Regions from separate parts of the Homo sapiens genome. Here region 1 is linked to region 2. A link is a loop called in an ENCODE intact Hi-C map of the cell type or tissue named here. Cell type or tissue: GM12878. All regions are shown on one strand. Links, peaks and the distances in the headings refer to the core of each region. The heading gives the core; the rest is flanking DNA.

Region 1 (10,899 bases), core at 4,152-6,651, 370 kb before region 2:
AAACACACAAACAAATAAATTCAATTCTAGAGATGGTACAAATCTGGATAATCATATATAAGCAATCTTAAAGTCTGAGGGCGAGATTAACCAAAAAACATATTACTAATTTTTAAATATAGAACTATGCATCTTGCAAATAAACTAAATCAATTCCTTGTATTATGAAGGAATTATTTCAAGGATCTACAAATGATTCATTGAATCATTTAAAGATTCACAGGTTACTATTGCCAAGAGGTGCAGAGTTTACAGAAATATAAACACATCAATATATATTTTCTATAATTTAGTAACAAAACATAGTTAAGAAAATCATTTAGATGTCTTGCCAATCCACACATTTTACCTGTTTTACTGCATTTAAAACTGCGTCTGATAAGGGTGCTGTATTTCCCACACAAATTGAACATCCATAGCCAACGATTTCAAATCTGCATTTCAAAAAAAAAGTGACTGAATAGCACATCACAACATTTATAGAGAAAGGACAAGTCTTATCTTGTATTTCTATCACTGTAATAAGATTACTTAAAAGACTATTCATGACACATGGATTAACCTTCATCAATATATTCACCTCAGAAGATTCTGAGCAATCAAGTCTAACTCTCAGGCATGCTATTTGAACCAGCTCACTGCAGCCTTAACCTCCTGGGCTCAAGCAATCCTGCTCCTTGGCCTCCTAAGTAGCTGGGGCCACAGGCGCTCGCCACCAGGCCCAGCTAATTTTTTTATTTTTTGTAAAATAAAAAATAAAAATGCTCAGGCTGGTCTCAAAGGTGAATGCAAACCTTTGAAGAGCCTTAATAGCACTTATCACTGTACAAGAGAATTCCCCCAAATACTACTTGCTAGGAATATAACATGACCTTTTAAAATAATTGATACTGTACTTCCATCCAAGAGTTTAAAATGTAAAGAGGACCTGGCTATAATAACCTGACCAAAGGTCCCAAAAGAGGCATTGATTGTAATTGGGCACTCTGATAGGAGTAATCTCTCAATTATCAACCAGTTAAACCCAAGAAGAGTCTCTGACAATAAATCCAAGATAATATAACCAAAAGATTACAGGCACAGTCCTCTAAATTACTTTCAGATGCTATTCTAAAAGCAAAAAAGTCTAAAATTTATCAGTTTTGCAATGGAATTGATGACTCATATGTTCCAAAATACACACCGAAAATATAACTAGGCTGGGTGTGGTGGCTCAGGCCTGTAATCCCAACACTTTCGGGGGCCAAGACGAGCCGATCACTTAAGGGAACAAGTTTGAGACGAGCCTGGCCAACACAGTGAAACTCTGTCTCTGCTAAAAACATAAAAATTAGCTGGGTGTGGTGGTGCACACCTGCGGTCCCAGCCACTCAGGAGGCTGAGGTAGGAAGACTGATTGAGCCTAGGAGGTCGAGGCTGCAATGAGCTGTGATTGCACCACTGCACTCCAGTGTGGGCAATAGAGCAAGACACTGTCTCAAAACCAAAAAATCCCCACACAACTAGCATCAATTGTTTTGGATTACATAAAAAACATAGGTTACTTTTTTTTTTTTCTTTTTGAGATGGAGTCTCGCTCTGTCGCCCAGGCTGGAGTGCAGCGGCACGATCTGGGTTCACTGCAACCTCCGCTTCCCAGGTTAAAGCAATTCTTCTGCCTCAGCCTCCTGAGTAGCTGGGACTATGGGTGTGCGTCACCACGCCTGGCTAATTTTGGTATTTTTTGTGGAGACGGGGTTTCACCATATTGGCCAGGCTGGTCTCAAACTCCTGGCCTCATGATTTGCCTGCCTCGGCCTCCCCAAGTGCTGGGATTACAGGCGTGAGCCACCGCGCCCAGCCCAAAAAACATAAGTTACTTTCTCCAAAGTTCAGGGACAATTTAAACTTATGTATTATAGACCCAATAACCTCATAAAACTAAAATTAAGACAATTTTCAGTTAATAAATGCAAACTATAAGATTTCTTTCTTTTTTGAACTGACCTACACAACTCACAGAAATTGTGCATACTTGGTATCGTTTCTTACACTGTAACTGTTATTTGGTTGTACTTGTTTGTCTTGTCTTCCCAACTAAGTATCTTGAAGCTAAGACCACATCTCCTACTTCTGTGTATCCAACCTGGTGCTTTGCTCATTTGATATGCCCAATAAGTGTTTCCTGAGTGATAAGGCATCAAAAATTGTATGGTAATGGCAAGGTAGCAAGTAAAACTAAAGCATATTTTTTCTATCTTCTCTTTGTATATGAAAGGCACAAACAAGCAGCTTCAGTACCTACTGAACACCAATATCAATATGAAGTGCGATAGCTGTTACTTACCCAAGCTTACTTAGATATGGTAATACTCCACTTGAACTGAGGTAATGTGTAACCATCCCACTGCCTGGAGATAAACTTGTTCTTATATAAGGTTTAACACGCAGACCAGCTTCAACAGCCTTTTTAGCCAAAAGACCTGCACAGCCAACAAACAATGATTTATTATGGCAATGTTTCTTTCCCTCTCTCACCCATATTAAAGTAAAAAGTGAGAAGTAATTTATTTAACAGATTAAAGTATGAATTCATAAACTTACTGTCATTATTTTGTCCACTTTATTCTACTGATTTGCTTCATTTACAACAAATTTAAAATTACAGCCTTTATGTTGAAAATTATTAAGATACAGGCTGACATCATTCACACAGAGTAAACAAAAGGTGCACATATATAAGTACATGTTAACAAAACCATTTTTTCTCTTTCTTCTTTTTTCTAAAGCAAACCATTTTAAAGTCATAATTACAATAAGAGCAATGTAACACATTATACATGGTTTTATACAACTAAGGAATTGTTCCAATGGGCATACAAATTAATTTCATTTACAATCCTTGCCAAGACAATGATCTTTTACTACTTTTATAACTTTTAATGAAATCTACCACACTGTTATGGTTAACTTCTAGATAATCAAGAAATACCTGCTAATTAACTATAGTTCTAAATTAACAAGAGAAGCAGATACAACCTAAAATTAATTGACAGGTAAGTTATAGTAAACAGTAAATTTACCTTCGGTGTAATAAAAACAACATAAATCAAACTCAGGCTCCTTAAGACCTAACTAAAATACTAGAAAGTCTCTCAATATCAAATGTAGACACTCATGCATCATCTAAGAAACAAAGTTACAATAACAGAAAAGCCAACAATAATTAAGGAAAAAGAAAAAGTATGGCCATAAACCACAACCCACCTGCAGCAAGCATGACAGATGGATTGCAATTATTGGTACAACTGATAACTGCAGCAATGACCACTGATCCATGAGACAGCTTATATTCACTTCCTTCATAATGAATGGAGACAATATCCTTTTGTTTTTCAGCTGCAATTTGGAAGCCTTTAAATCCAACCTATACAAATTTCCACAAAAATATAAACTAAATATTCTGGGTATGTACAGAATAAAAGACTGGCAGAAAACATAGCAGATACCGGACATTTGATGATTTAACATTAAAAATCCTTTTTGTGAGTGATGCTAAAGGCCCATAACATTCAGTAGTTGTAATTCAGCTGAAGCATAAATCTGCATGGGCACGACAGGAGTCTGGTGATGTTCACAAGCAAAACTTTTATCTACTAAGCGAGTCCAGCCTACCACCCAGAATCCAGATCTCATTTGGCTTTGTTGTTCTTAATCATCCCTGTTTATAGTAATTCTCAAGAGATGGCAGAAATTTTTTTCTGTTAAAATGACCCCGAAGATTTCCTCCAAAGGGATCCTATGTGTGTGAGTGTAGCATAGCTGAAACAAGATTGGCTATGAGTTGCTAATTATTGAAGCTAATTGACAGGTACATGGCAATTCAGTGGACTATTTTGTTTTTGTACAAGTTTAACACTTTCTGAACAAAAAGTCAAGAAATCATAAAAAGAAAGGCTCTGAAAGGAAAGCCAAGTACTAGAGATCTCAGAATAGAGAAAGTGACAAGACTAAAACTGTGATTCTCAGACAGAAAATACAAACCCTCAAAAGCCAGAGACCACTTGCTACTCGGTCACATTTACCAAATTTTATGACTGTAGGCCAGGTGCGGTGGCTCATGGCTATAATCCCAGCACTGTTGGGAGGCTGAGGTGGGCAGATCACTTGAGGTCAGGAGTTGAAGACCAGTCTGGCCAACATGGTGAAACCCTGTCTCTACTAAAAATACAAAAATTACCCAGGAATGATGGTAGACTCCTGTAATTCCAACTACTTTGGGGGCTGAGGCAGGAGAATCGCTTGAGCCCGGGAGGGGGGAGGTTGCAGTGAGCCGAGATTGTGCCACTGCACTCCAGCTTGGGCAACAAAGTGAGACTCTGTCTCAAAAAAAAAAAAAAAAGTTTCTGTGATGATGTAACTATTCAATTATCTATGCTGTTCATCAATACAAGACCCATATGTATTCAGCATTTAAAAATGAGACTACTGTGACTAAGAAACTCAATTTTAAATTGTATATAATTTTAATTTAAATAGACACAATCAATCTCTGATCCTCACAATGGAACTGGGAACAAGCTTACCTAATGACTGACTTGCACATTAGACAGAAGGAAAATAAGGGGGCTGCTGGTGTGTGCCATAATATATAAAACATAGCAGTGAATTGAGTTTATGGGTCACCTTGTTGGTTCTTTACTACTTAGCACAAAGCGGGTTGAAAAACACGGATAAGAATAAAGTAACCTACCTTTTCATTTAAGCAAGCCTGGAAATCGCTTTTCATATCTGTCACAGCAACTCTATCCTGAGGTCTTTTTGGACCACTAACAGATGGAACTATTGAATTCAGATTAATCTGGATCACCTAAGAAATGAGAAAGAGAAAGAACAAGGAATTAGAATTAATTCCTTACGACAGATTCCAATTGAAGCATTACTTTCTAAAGCAGAGTAAGTATATTCGTATTTATTTTAATGCAATTTATTTTAATAGTATAATACACCCTCAACCCCAAGAAATAAAGATTTTAAAACAAGCACATTTAAATGTACGAAACATGAAAATTTGCTAAAATCAAGACTAGTAGATCAGTATGCAATTAAACTACCACAACACCAATTGTACTGCATATACAAAATCTGGGGCCGGGCGCGGTGGCTCACACCTGTAATCCCAGCACTCTGGGAGGCCGAGGTGGGCAGGTCACGAGGTCAGGAGATCAAGACCATCATGGCTAACACAGTGAAACCTCGTCTCTACTAAAAAATTAGCCGGGCGTGGTGGTGGGCGCCTGTAGTCCCAGCTACTCGGGAGGCTGAGGCAGGGGAATGGCGTGAACCCAGGAGGCGGAGCTTGCAGTGAGCCAAGATCGCGCCACTGCACTCCAGCCTGGGTAACACAGCGAGACTCCGTCTCAAAAAAAAAAAAAACCTGGTTTCCCAAGTGTTTTTTCCCACAAAGATAAACACTGTCTTAACAGATGTCCAATGATAAAATAGATGCCTATGCCAGCTATCAACTTATTGCCTCTGAGCTCCAAATCTACCCTCCTGCCCGCTCTGTGATCACAGAGGTAAACGGTTAGTAAACATTTCTCCTTTGTCAGCACACATGATGTGAAGAATGTGAAGACTGGTCACTAGAGGGTGCTGAAGGGACACAGCAGAGAAAGCGTTCTTTTTCCTGTTCCAGAGGGTTTCACTGGCCAGCCTGCTGCAACTCAGGGTTCTATTCCTTGGTTAAGAAACGTATTTTTTGTTAAAAATCCCACTTCCAACTAGATTCCTATTTATTTCTTCTGGCATTTCTATCGTTTCCTTCATGCATTTTATGTGAATATAACCATCTTGAAACTTTTCATCATGGCTTTCAACATTATTTTATATCCCTGTTTATTCTGACTGATCCAACTACTTACACTGTATTTATTTATTATTATTATTATTTTTATTGTGAAAGGGTCTCACTCTGTTGCCCAGGCTGGAGCGCAGTGGCACAGTCAGGACTAAATGCAGCCTCAACCTCCTGGGCTCAAGTGATCCTCCCGCCTTAGCCCCACAAGTAGCTGGGACTACAGGCATGCGCCACCACGCCTGGCTAAGTGAATTTTAGCAGAGGTGAGGTCTCACTATGTTGCCCAGGCTGGTCCTGAGCTCAAGCAATCCTCCCGCCTCAGCCTCCCAAAGTGCTGGGATTACACGCAAGAATAACCACACCTGGCTTACTTATACTTTCATTTAATGGATTCAGGCGATCCTAGTCTTTGCCCATAAATATCCATTTAAGAAGTTTCTCTTGAAATCAACATCCTAATGATTTTAGTTTTATTTCTTTACATGGTCAGGTTTGTTTTTTGTTTTTTTCTTAAGAGACAGGGTCTTGGGCCGGGCGCGGCGGCTCATGTCTGTATCCCAGCAATTTGAGAGGCTGAGGCGGGTGGATCACTTGAGGTCAAGAGTTTGAGACCATCCTGGCCAACACGGTGAAACCCCATCTCTACTAAAAATACAAAAAATAGGCCGGGCGCGGTGGCTCAGGCCTGTAATCCCTGCACTTTGGGAGGCCGAGGCAGGCGGATCATGAGGTCAGGAGATCGAGACCATCCTGGCTAACACGGTGAAACCCCGTCTCTATTAAAAATACAAAAAAAAAAAAAAAATTAGCGAGGTGTGGTGGCGGGCACCTGTAGTCTCAGCTACCTGGGAGGCTGAGGCAGGAGAATGGCATGAACCTGGGAGGCAGAGCTTGGAGTGAGCCAAGATCGTGTCACTGCACTCCAGCCTGGTGACAGAGCGAGATTCTCTCAAAAAAAAAAGCCGGGCATGGTGGCGCATGTCTGTAATCCTAGCTACTCAGGAGGCTGAGGCAGGAGAATCACTTCAACCCAGGAAATGGAGGTTGCAGTGAGCCGTGATCACGCCACTGCACTCCAGCATGGGTGGGTCTTGCTATCGCTCAAGGCTGGAGTGCATTGACTCGATCATAGCTCACTGCAGCTTCAAACTCAGGGGCTCGGGCCATCCATCCCCTTTCTCTAGGGACAGGGCCTTGCTTATGATGCTAGTCCTGAACTTCTGGCCTTAAGTAATCCTCTTGCCTTGGCCTCCCAAAGGGTTGTAATTACAGGCATAAGCCACCACACCTGGTCTGCTGGGAAATTTTTTTTTTTTTTTGAGACAGAGTCTCGCTCTGTTGCCCAGGCTGGAATACAGTGGTGCCATCTCAGCTCATTGCAACCTCTGTCTCCCAGGTTCAAGCAATTCTCCTGCCTCAGCCTCCTGAGTAGCTGGGACTACAGGCGCATGCCACCATGCCCAGCTAATTTTTTGTATTTTTAGTAGAAATGGGGTTTCACCGTGTTACCCAGGATGGTCTGGACCTCCTGACCTCATGATTTGCCTGTTTCGGCCTCCCAAAGTGCGGGCCTCCCAAAGTGCTAGGATTACAGGCGTGAGCCACCACGCCCGGCCAGACATTTTTTTTTTTTTTTTTTTTAAGACAGTCTCATTCTGTTGCCCAGGCTGAAATGTAGTGGTGTCATCTCAGCTCACTGCAACCTCCGCCTTCTGGGTTCAAGCGATTCTCATGCCTCAGCCTCCTGAGTAGCTGGGATTACAGGCCCCCACCACCACACCTGGCTAATTTATTTTTTTGTATTTTTAGTAGAGATGGGGTTTCACCATGTTGGCTAGGCTGGTCGTGAACTCCTGACCTCAGGAGGTGATCTGCCTGCCTCAGCCTCCCAAAGTGCTGGGATTACAGGCGTGAGCCACCGCACCTGGCCAAGGGTTTTTAACAGGCATATTTATTTCATTTTATTCTACCACCAAAGTTTTCCCATTGTTCTTATTCTTTCCATTTATGGATTTTAAAAAATGTGAACAAGGAAAAAAAATGGACAAAGCACTAGATCTAATAGAGGTGAAAATGATTGGAAAATGATCAGAAGTAAAAAGATTTGCCCAAAGTAGCACACAAATTCAATTTCTATGGGTCCTATATGGATTCATTTATTCACCTAACACGTTTACTGAATATCTACTATGTGCCAGCAATTGTTCTAGGAGCTGGGGATACAATACCAAACCAAAGTTCCTGTCCTCATGGAGTTTAATGAACAGTTAACCAAAACTGTAAAACCATGTTGTTAGAAATCCTTGACACACTCCTAGAAAATGAATTTTATTAAAATTAAGGCTTCCCTGGAAGTGAATTCTGCCTATTTTGATATAAATTTCCAACAGATTTTTTTTTTTTTTTTTAGACACTGTCTCATTCTGTTGCCCAGGCTAGAGTGCAGTGGCATGACCACAGCTCACTGCAGCCTTGACCTCCTGGGCTCAAGCCATCGTCCCTACTCAGCCTCCTGAGGATGTGGAACCACGGGAGCATGCCACTACTCCTGGATAATTTCAGTATTTACTTAGATTGTAAAATATCTTTAAAACTAACAAGTAAGACTGCATAATAGTGTATACCTTTAATAGCGGAATTTTGCAAAATACACAAGTAAACCAGATGCAGATAACATCGAAACTGATTATTCTGAAGGGAGATATTACTCTTATCATAAAGTAGAAATAAATTAGAGCAAGAATTAAGAGTCACTACTATTATTTTAAACACTAAAAAATTAGACTTCATAGGCTGGGCTTGGTGGTTCACACCTGTAATCCCAGCAATTTGAGAGGCCAAGGCAGGAGGAATTGCTTGAGGCCAGGAGTTTAAGACCACCCTAAGCAACACGGCAAAATCCTCTCTCTACCAAAAAAAAAAAAAAAATCCAAAAACCACAACTAGACTTCATAAGATATTACAAAATTCACTATAATAAAACTCTATGTAAAATTAATGAATAAAACAAAAGCACTGGGCTACAATAACATTACTTAAATAATAATAATAATGATAGCTACCCCCTCAGCCAGGTCCAGTGGCTCATGCCTGTAATCCCAGCACTCTGGGAGGCCAAGACTAGAGAATCCCCTGAAACCAGAAGTATGAGACCAGCCTGGGCAGTAAAATAAAATGAGACCCTGCCCAGGGTCCAAAAAATAATAATATTAAAAAAATAGTAATATTAAAACAAAACAGGGGTTAAGCATGGTGGTGGCTCATGTCTGTAATCCCAGCAAGGTGGGAGCTTGAGCACAGAGGTTGAGGCTACAGTGAACCATGATTGTGCCACTGCACTCTAGTCTGGTGAAAGAGCCGGACTGGGTCTCAAAAAGCAAAACAAAAAGATTAGCTACCCCTTATTGAGCATTTACTATGTGCCTGGAACTATTCTATGAATTTGTTTTTAATATCTAAGAATCCTTAGAGGTAGATATTGTCATATCTAACAGATGAGAAAACTGAGGCAGAAAGGCTAAATAAATTGCCCAAGGTTATACAGCTAACACGTCTTAGAGCTGGGATTCAAACCCAGGTGGTCAGGTACTCTAGAATTTATTATTATTATTTTTTTCCTTTTTGACACAAGTCTCACTCTGTTACCTAGTCTAGAGTGCAGTGGCACAATCTCAGCTCACTGCAACTTTCTTTCGCCCCACAGGCTCAAGTGATCCTCCCACCTCAGCCTCCCAGGTACTTGGGACCACAGGCGCAAGCCATGCCCAGCTAATGTTTGTAGTTTTTTTGCAGTGACAGGGTTTTACCATATTGCCCAGGCTGGTCTCAAACTCTTGAACTCAAACAATCAACCCACCCCAACCTTTCAAAGCGCTGGGATTACACCACAATTTACACTCTTTGCTACGAGGTGGGTTATTCTGCATATACCTGGGAGTATTCAGGTTCTCCTGAAGAATTCTGGTCATTTCGAAACAATTTCACAGCTTTAAGGTATGTTTCCATTGATTCGAGTTTGGCTTTGCTAAAACCTAAAACGAAGATGAACAAAACAACAAAATGCAGTGAGAAATTTATTTAGTTATTATTTTTTTCAGACAGGGTTTCACTTTGTTGCCCAGGCTGGAGCGCAGTGCTGCAATCACAGCTCACTGCAACCTTGACCTCCCGAGCTCAAGCAATCCTCCCATGTCAGCCTCCCAAGTAGCACCCCACCGTGCCTGGTTAATTTTTTTTTTTTTTTTTTACAAATGTTTTGTACAGATGGGGTGGCGGGAGGGTCTTGTTTTTTTTGAATAGGTTGGTTTCGAACTCTCAGCCTCAAGAGATCCTCCTGCCTTGGCCTCCCAAAGGGCTGGAATTATGGGTATGAGCCACCACACCCCGCCAATAAATTTATTATTTTTAGAAACAGGGTCTCACTGTGTCACCTAGGCTGGAGTACAGTGGTGCCATCATAGCCCACTGCAGTTTTGAACTCCTGGGTTCAAGTGATTCTCCCGCCTTAGCCTCTCAAGTTGCTAGGACTATAAGTCTGTACTGCCACACCTGGCTAATTTTTAATTTTCTTGTACAGATGGGGGTCTTGCTATGTTGCCCAAGCTAGTCTTAAACTCCTGGACTCATGTGATCCTCCCGCCTCAGCCTCCCGAAGTGCTAGGATCATAGCTGTAAGCCACTGAGCCTGGCCTCAGTAAGGAATTTTGAAATCTTTGGGGGTAAGGATACTGAATTCCAGTGATGAACAAGAAACAAATACTATTTACATATTCATTTACATTTCTCTTTCTCCTAACCCTTGAGAATCTACCACGTGAGCAAGCCCAGACTACACGGAGAAACCACATGAGGGTGTTTTGCCTGATAGACTTACCTAAGTCCTCAGCTGACAGCTCATAATTTGCTGTTAGACATGCAAGCACAACAAGCCTTCAGGATTGCAGGCCCTTCCTTTCAAATCTTGCAGTTGAGGCTCAAGACATGAAACAGAGATGAGCTGTCCCCACTGTGCCCTGTCTGAATTACCGACCCCACTGAAACCATGAGCTAGTAATTACTGC
Region 2 (9,438 bases), core at 6,376-8,875:
GTCCGGGTGACAAAACTGAGGCCTGGAGCCCAGAGAGGGCAAAGTCAGCTGCAGAGCCAGGCTATCCAGCCCCAGGCCATGCTCATCTTCCCTGCTCCCAAGGGCCTTTCAGGGATGCTACTCCCCACCCCCACCAGGATGGTTTTCTTGGTAAGCTGCTCCCTGCGTACTGACCAGATGGCTAGGAGGAAACTTGAGCAGGAGGTTTTTCTTTGCAGGTTGGGGCCCAGCTCTGTGGCAACTTTGGGGCAGTGATACCGAGTCACAGATAGCCCGCCTCCAATTCTCCTTCCCTCTGCCCTGCCCCCACCCAGGTAGATCCGATTGCTCCCCAGGACACAGCTCCTGCATTCCCACATTGAGGCCGAGTGGGCAGCCCACCCTATTCAGTCACCTTGCTTTTTATAGGTAAGAGCTTAGCACTTCAACTTCCCTTGTGCCCTAATTAGGCTGTGCTCTTTAATCAGCGGGACAGTAGTCCTTGTCCCCTTGGTACACAGAGAGGCCCACCCAGCCAGCACTCCAAGGTATTTGCCTACTTGTTATTTTATTGTTTATTTTCTCAACCTTTTAAAAACTTTGTGTAACCTATTTTAATTACTTACTACACATATACATAATGATTGTAGAAAAATTAGAAAATGAAGCCAGTCAAGAGAAGACAAAAAAAATTACCTGTAAGCCTATGACCCAGAAATAAGGCTGTTAATCTTTTGGTATATATTATGCCAGTGTTTTTCTTTTGTATGTGTTTATCAAAAAGTCAGATTGTGGTCGGGTACGTTGGCTCACACCTGTAATCCTAGCACTTTGAGAGGCCGAGGCCGGTGGATTACATGAACTCAGGGGTTTGTGACCAGTCTGGCCAACATGGTGAGACCCCTGTCTCTAAAAAAAAAATACAGAAATTAGCCAGGTCTGGTGGTGTGTGCCTGTAGTCCCAGCTCCTTGGGAGGCTGAGGTGGGAGAAGTGCTGGAGCCCAGGAGGTTGAGACCGCAGTGAGTTGAGATTGCACCACTGCACACCAGCCTGGGCAACAGAGCAAGACTCTGACTCAAAAAAAAAAAAAGGCAGATGGTATTGTTTTGTAATATGCTTAAAATTGGCCAGGCGCAGTGGCTCACTCCTTTAATCTCAGCACTTTGGGAGGCTGAGGCGGGTGGATCATGAGGTCAGGAGTTCAAGACCAGCCTGGCCAACATGGTGAAACCCCAACTCTACTGAAAATACAAAAATTAGCTGGGCATGGTGGTGTGTTCCTGTAGTCCCAGCTACTCAGGAGGCTGAGGCAGGAGAATTGCTTGAACCGGGACCCAGGAGGCGGAGGTTGCAGTGAGCCGAGATCATGCCACTTCACTCCAGCCTGGGCTACAAAGCGAGACTCCATCTCAAAAAAAAAAAAGTATATATATGCTTAAAATTGCTTTTCCTTAGGCAAATTGTAAAAGTAGATAAGAAAGCTAAAGAAAACAGTATGATGGATCCTCAAACACTTACAAATAAAATCACCACATGATCCAGCAATTCTACTTCTGGGTATATACCCAAAAGAATTGAAAGCAGAGTCTTGAGATGTTTGTACACCCACAATCATAGCAGCATTATTCACAAAAGGTGGAAGCAATCCATCAGCAAATGAATAGATGAACCAAACACGGTATAGACAGACAATAAAACACTATTCAACCTGCAAAAGGAAGGAGAGTCTGACCCATGCTACAACATGGATGGACCTTAAGGACATTATGCACAGTGAAATAAGCAGTCACAAAATGACATATACGATTCCACTTACATGAGGTACCTAGAGTAGTCAAATTCTTTTTTTTTTTTTTTTAAAGTCTGTGTCTCGCTGCAATCTCTGCCTCCCAGGTTCAAGCAATTCTCCTGCCTCAGCCACCCAATTAGCTGGGATTACAGGCGTGTACCAACACGCTCGGCTAATTTTTGTATTTTTAGTAGAGATGGGGTTCACCTTGTTGGCCAAGCTGATCTCGAACTCCTGACCTCAAATGATCCACCCGCTTCTGCCTCCCAAAGTGCTAGGATTACAGGCATGAGCCACCAGGCCTAGCCAAGTAGTCAAATTCTTAGAAACAGAAAGTAGAATAGTGGTTGCCAGGGGCTGGGAGGAGGGGGAATGGGAACTTATTGATTAGTACAGAGTTTCAGTTTTGGAAGATGGAGAGAGTTCTGGAGGTGGATCAGTGGTGGTGATGGTTGCATAATAATGTGAACATATTTAATATGCCACTGAACTGTACCCATCAAAATGGTTAAGATGGTACACTTTATGGCATGTGCATTTTACCACAATTTAGAAAAACTAATAATTAAGATGGTAAATTTTCTGTTATTTTATCACAATTTTTTTTTTTTTTTTTTTGAGACGGAGTCTGGCTCTGTCACCCAGGCTGGAGTGCAATGGCGCGATCTCGGCTCACTGCAACCTCTGCCTCCTGGGTTCAAGCAATTCTCCTGCCTCAGCCTCCTGAGTAGCTGGGGTTATAGGCACGCGCCACCAGGCCAGGCTGTTTTTTGTATTTTAGTAGAGACGGGTTTCACCATGTTGGTCAGGCTGGTCTCAAACTCCTGACCTCATGATCTGCCCGCCTTGGGCTTCCAAAGTGCTGGGATTACAGGCGTGAGCCACTGCCCAGCCATTTATCACAATTTTTAAAGTTAAAAAAAGATAAGAAAAAAGATCTTACTGTCCCCCTACTACCCAAGATAATCACTAACATTTTAGTGACCAGCCTTCCTCTTAGTCTTTCTTTTTGTGAGTATATAAATATATACAAGCTTTTTTAAAAAAAATGGGATTATACTGTACCTTCTGCTTTTTTCATTTAACATCTTGCGAACAACTTTCAATATCATTAGATATTCTGATACAATATTTTAAATGGCTGCATTTAATGGATATTTCTTAATTTGTATAGTTGAACATTTAGATTTCCAGCTTTTCACGATTTTAATTTGTACTTCAGTGAATATTCTTGTGGTACCATTCACATAACTGCACATATATGGGTATTTCCAACAAATTTCCTGATCAAAGATAATGGATATTTTTAAGACTTTTGCTTTTTCCTCCCACTGCTGTTATATGCTTTTTGTCTTCTGACCCCAGATCATTCAGTGAATAACCCAAGAGTCTGAAGCTCAGCTGCCTGTCAGGGGGGCCAGCATGCACTGTAAATAAATGAAGCTGTCTAGTCGGGTGGGAACTCTTTAGAACGGACACCTGCAGAAATAGCTGCTCCTTAGCCCCAGCTAGTTGTTGCCTTGGGGGAATTCAGACCATCTTGATTAAGAAACCCAGGTTTATAGTGTAAGATCTTTCAATCTGTATATGGTGGCAGCAAAATTCTAAATTTATTATTTCGACGTAATTTAATTATTTTAAAATGCTATATGGAAACTAGGCATGAATGGTGGATTGCTGGTTTGTGACTTTCAGAGGAATTAATCTTTTCCCCATTGATTTCAAATGCTGTGTCATGGGCTCATTCTCATTTACATTGGGATCTACCACTTCTACTAGTCTGCCTTGTAAATGCCAATGTCTGTTTCATACATTGTCCTTATTATAGCTTTAAACTGTTTTAATACCTGATAGGGAAAAATGTTTCCCCAGTTTCTCTTTTTTTTCAGGGTTCCCCTGCAACACTCCTACATTTATTCTTTTAAACAAACTTTTTTTTTTTTTTTTTTTTTTTTTTTTTGCCAGTAGCTTGAAGAAACACTTAACCAAACACACTTTTGAATTGGGCTGGCTAGATCCCAAATAGATCATTTGCAGGTTTTGATTAGGGTCATATTCATTTTATAGAAAAATGAACAGATCATCGTCATCATTACAGCATTAAGTCTTTCCGATCAGGAATGCACAATAGTTATCTAAGTACCTAAAATATTTTTATATCTTTTGTTAAACTTTCATGGTTTTTTTGATACTTCAAAATTAGTACATTTTATACCAATTTTATACTTAGTTGTGTTTTTTTTTTTGGTTCTTTTAAATTGTGAATTCATTTTTTTTAATTAAAAAAAATTATAGAAACAGTCTCACTGTGTTGCCCAGGCTGGTCTCAAACTCCTGGCCTCAAGCAATCCTTTCCCCTTGGCCTCCCAAAGCACTGGGATTACAGGCATGAGCCACTGCACTCAGCCAAATCCTACTTTTGAAAAGGCTAATGTTAATACATAATAGAAAAACTATTGTGTAGAAAGGCTTCTGAACTCTTTCTATTTCAAATAGTCTTTAAGCTAATTATTTTTGGTTTTCCAGTAAATGGTAACTTGCCTCCTCTCCAGTATTTAAGTGTACTATTTTACTGTCTTAACTAATTACATTCCTCTCTCAGTATCTGTGGGGGATAGGTTCTAGGACCTCCCAAGGATACCAAAAACTGCAAATGCTTAAGTCCCTATATAAAATGGCATATTATTTGCATATAACCTTATCCACTTTGCACATCCTTCTGTATAATTTTTTTTTTTTTTTGTCAGGCAGGATCTCTGTCGCCCAGTCTGGAGTGCAGTGGTGCGATCATGGCTCACTGCAGCCTCAAACTCCTGGGCTCAAGTGGTCCTCCCACCTCTGCCTCCCAAGTAGCTGGGACTATAGGCACATACCACCATGCCTGACTAATTTATATATATATATTTTTTGTAGAGACAAGGGTGACACTGTTTTGCCCACGCTGGTCTCAAAACTCCTAGGCTCAAGTGATTGGCTCGCCTCGGCCTCCCAAAGTGCTGAGATTGCAGGTGTAAGCCACCGTGCCCAGCCCCTCCTATATACTTTAAATCGGCACCTCCTGTATACTTTAAATCATTACTACATTACTTATAACACCTAATACAATGTAAATGCTGTGTAAAGAGTTGCTATACTGTATTGTTTAAGGAATAATGACAAGAAAAAAAATCTATACATGTTTAGCGTAGATGCAATTTTTTTTTTCCAAATATTTTCTGTCTTCAGTTGACTCACATATGCAGAACTCATGGACCTGGATGGCGAATAGTACATTGATTAGTGCTCCTGGGGAGAAATGTTATATAATAATGGTGATTATAGGCATCCCACATTGATGGGTATATCCCCAGTATATACAAAAATTAGCCGGGTGTGGTGGCGGGCGCCTGTAGTCCCAGCTACTCAGGAGGTTGAGGCAGGAAAATTGCTTGAACCCAGGAGGCGGAGGCTGCAGTGAGCTGAGATTGAGCCACTGCACTCCAGCCTGGGTGACAGTGCAAGACTCAAAAAAAAAAAAAAAAAAAAAAAAAGAGAAGGAGATACCCTTTTGTTTCTGCTCCTAAGCAGAAACTCCTTTTGTTTCTGTTTTACTAAGAATTTTAAGTTTTTTTAATTGACAAAACAACATATACTTTAAAATACTTTTGACCAGGTGCGGTGGCTCATGCTTGTAATCTCAGCACTTTGAGAGGATGATGTGGTGGATCACTTGAGGTCAGGAGTTCGAGACCAGCCTGGCCAGCATGACGAAACCCCATCTCTACTAAAAATATAAAAAAATCAGCCGAGTGTGGTCGCATGCCCCTGTAATTCCAGCTACTTGGGAGGCCGAGGCATGAGAAAATCACTTGAACCCTGGAGGCAGAGGTTGCAGTGAGCCAAGATTGCGCCACTGCACTCCAGCCTGGGCGAAAGAGCGAGACTCTGTCTCAAAAAATAAATAAATAAATAAATAATTACTTCTAAAATTTCAAATAATTGAGAAGTAGGTGAAATAACAAGTAAAAGTTAGCCTCCTTCTTTTCACATTTCTCTACTCCCACCTCCCAGGGACTATCAGTGTAAACATGTAGTATATAACTTCTCAGATATTTTTCTGTATTCACATATACAGTCATAAATGCATCTATCAAATTGGTCAAAATGTTTTTTGCTTAATATGATTTGTAGCCACAGATTTCCAAATATTGAACTATCTTTGCATTCTGGAATAAATCCTACATGATCCTAACATATTATTCTTTTAAAGTCTTAGATTTGATTTACCAGTATGCTATTTTTTTCTTTCTTTACTTATCTTTTTTTTTTTTAGAGACAGGGTCTCACTCTGTTGCCCAGGCTAGAGATCCTCCTACTTTAGCCTCCTGAGTAGCTAGGACTACTGATGCATATCACCACATCCACCTAATTTTTAATTTTTTTTTTTTTTTTGTAGAGACATGGTCTCACTACATTGCTCAGGCTGGTCTCAAGCTCCTGGCCTCATGCAATTCTCTCACTTTGGCCTCCCAAAGCACATTTAGATTACAGTCATGAGCCACTGTGCCTGGCCCCCAGTATGTTATTTTATAAGACTTTTTCATCTATCTATGCAAGTGCCATTGGTCCATTCTGGATGCTACATATTAGGTTCTTGTATCAGGGTTCTTGTTAACTTTGTAAAATAAAGTGAGAGTTTTCACATTTCTTGCCTCATACTCGGGGGCAGTTCAAGTAGCGTAAGTATGGTTTCTGGTCCTGGATGTTACAGTAGGACTAATATATAACTCTTCTTGAATTCAGTGCCCTTTATTGGGGGAGAGGTGACAGAGATGTGGTTCTTTGACAATGCTTAGAGTTTCTTTCACAGTGATTTGGGTTTTCAAATTCTCCTTGGATTTTTCTTTAAAGAAAAATTCCAATGTGATTTTAGTTACTGTTTTAGAACAGATCTGTGTCCCAGGGTAGAAGCTGGCCTTCCCACCCCAGAGGATACCTCCTCAACCCTGCCAAGCACCCATAGCCTCTCTCCCTAGTCCACCCCTTCCAGGGAGCCTCTGACGTGGCAGGCAGCATGCTAAAAGCTGCCAGTTGAAGGCCAGTGGTTTTATGAACATCCAGGGGTGAGAACAGTAGAATAGCCCCTGCTTTACTGATAGAGAAACTTATCCTTCAGTGGATTAACCCACTTACCCACACTGCTAATGAGAGGTGTAGGCAGGGCTCCAACCTCAGCCTGACTTCATGCTCCTGCTGCAGCCATCCCACAAAACTTCAGAGGTGTAGGCCAACCCCTAGAAACACTCCAACATCACACTGCCACATATGAGGTGGGGTCAAGGTCAAGTGGGAAATGTAGCAGTTGGAAGCACAATGGATATGTCAAAGTACCAGATGCATGAATTATGAAAGAAGATGCCTTGTAATCCCAGCACTTTGGGAGGCCGAGGTGGGCGGATCATGAGGTCAGGAGATTGAGACCATCCTGGCTAACACGGTGAAACCCCATCTCTACTAAAAGTACAAAAAATGTGCCGGGCATTGTGGCAGGCGCCTGTAGTCCCAGCTACTCAGGAGGCTGAGGCAGGAGAATGGCCTGAACCCGGGAGGCGGAGCTTGCAGTGAGCCGAGATCGCGCCACTGTACTCTAGCCTGGGCGACAGAGCGAGACTCCGTCTCAAAAAAAAAAAAGAAAGAAAGAAAGAAAGAAGATGCATGAATTTTGAAACAAGTGGTTGTTCCTTATTTGGGGACAGTGTAAAAAAAAAAAAGTAGTTTTCCTCTATGCAAGAAATAGGAGCAAAGAAAGTCCTTGAGTGCCCTCTTGTGGAGAGTCTCAGCTTGATCCCACCGCCCTGGCATTTGCTGAGCCTCCTCCCACCCAAAGTACAAGTTTAGGGGTTTTCCCCTCCTGCTCTGTCTCCAAGTCATGGCACATCCTTGTAATTTCAGACCCTTTTATAGGAATGTGCGACTGGCAAAGTGGGCATGTGGCATTTTACTGTTCATTTGCCCTGGACAGGCTCTGAACCAGCAGATGATGTGCTTACCAGGGCTTGACTTGCAGGGAGGAGCCAAGTGGTTGGTGTCCAGAGGTCCTGGGTTCAAGTCCTGTTCCCACTGCTCATTGGCTGTGTAGGATGGGGAAGACACTTGATTCTTGAGCCTCAGTTTTCCCTACCTGAAAATGGGAGACTAATATCTACCTCTCAGGGTGATTTGGGGATTAAAATAAGTAAAGCAATCCACAGAGAAGATTAGTTCAGGGCCTGGCACAGAGTAAGCACTTGCTAAACGATAGCTGGTGTTATTATCTGTTTGAGCTGGGTAAGTAGTCAGGTGCCTTGCTAAGGACAGTAGGCAGCAGGACCACAAGAACTGGTAGAACCCAAGGAAGGTTGGGTGGCTGTGCTGAATGGCTTGATAAAGGTGGGCCTGGGGTGTGTCACAGGGTCAAGCCACTTAAAAGGAGACCTGGGCTGATCTGGCTTTGGGGGTGGCAGGGCCGGCCCAAGCCTGGGAGATACAGGGTCATACCTAATCCATTCACCAGCAGCCTAGGACATCACTTTAGGCAGGTTACCTACCTCAGCCCACAGTCAATGCCCCTTACACTTGTCCCACCCATGGCAGCACTTAATGGACACAATTTTTGTTTTTAGAGGCAGGGTCTCGCTCTGTTGCCCAGGCTGGAATGCAGTGGGGCAATCATAGCTCACTGCAGCCTCCAACTCCTGGGCTCAAGCTCAAGTGATCCTCCAGCCTCAGCCTCCCAAGTAGCTATGACTGAGCCACGATATCCAGCTAATTTTTTTTTCATTTTTGTAGAGACAGGGTCTTGCTGTGTTGCCTAGGCTGGTCTCAAACTCTGGGCCTCAAGTGGTCCTCCCACCTCAGCCTCCCAAAACACTGGGTTTACAGGCATAGGCCACCACATGCAGCTCACAATGTCATCTAAATACAATTTGTACCTGTCTTGGGATGGGGGGCTATTCTCTGGGATGACAGGGACCTGGACAAGTGGACATAGGGCAAAGAAAGACTGAATAATGGGCAGGGGGCGGGGAGGAAGGGAGCTTCCAAGTGAGACAGTGCCAGGATGCCTTACACCTTTGAGGGTCCATGCAGCTTGTTGAGGTGGGCTTGATTTCCTGGAGGCTGGGACAGGAGCTAGGGACCTGACCCATCAGTGAGGAGGGAGGGCCAGGCCCACCAGGGTAGCAGCCTGGGTCCCGATGGCCCCCAGTTAGAGAGTTTATGGGTGACCCATTCATAGGGGCTTCCTGAGGGTGTGAGGACTGCTGAGAGCTCTCCCAGAGAGACCCAACCCTCAGGGCTTAAGTTGGGGTGGTGGGGCCACGAAGTGGGCCCAGGCTTTGATGGACCCTCAGGAGTGTAAGGGGGAAGAGTGGCTAAGAGTTTCTGCTTGGATTTCCCATCTTGGGCTCAACCCATGGCCCTTGATGCTCCCTAGTTATGTGGCCTTAGACAAATCACTCTTAACCTCTTCAGCCCTGTTTGCTGAGCAGTAAGCTGGGGTCAGGATGCATCTGTCTGCACAGTGATGTGGAGGAGGATTAAATTAGGTGATGTGTTAAGTGCTTAGCACAGTATCCTGAGCATAGAAAACCCTTATGAGAGCCCAAAGGAGAAAAAATTAAAAGATTTGGACCCAGGCCCAAGGAGTGAT

What was found. A loop is a pair of places that touch in the nucleus more often than their neighbours do. Peaks named below come from ENCODE experiments on the same cell type or tissue, not always from the same donor. Only the 100,000 strongest peaks of a DNase experiment are listed, where the experiment ranks them.
Region 1: it touches region 2 in a loop (7-fold over the local background); 2 of 110 quality-filtered maps call a loop at or near these places.

The regions. Positions count from the first base shown.
Region 1 is chr15:78,477,268-78,488,166 of GRCh38, reverse strand. It overlaps IREB2 (iron responsive element binding protein 2), which reads right to left. Exons shown (of 22, transcript NM_004136.4): 10 at 9,770-9,870; 11 at 4,733-4,849; 12 at 3,247-3,406; 13 at 2,327-2,462; 14 at 350-434. Among named protein-coding and RNA genes, the nearest start is that of HYKK, 25 kb to the left of the region's middle. In GM12878, for the core only: a CTCF peak has its summit at 5,628 (motif pointing right); a DNase peak (open chromatin) is centred at 5,646.
Region 2 is chr15:78,111,538-78,120,975 of GRCh38, reverse strand. All of the region lies in intron 2 of CIB2 (calcium and integrin binding family member 2), which reads left to right. Among named protein-coding and RNA genes, the nearest start is that of CIB2, 15 kb to the left of the region's middle. RefSeq lists an enhancer at 7,429-7,518. In GM12878, for the core only: a CTCF peak has its summit at 7,583 (motif pointing left); a DNase peak (open chromatin) is centred at 7,594.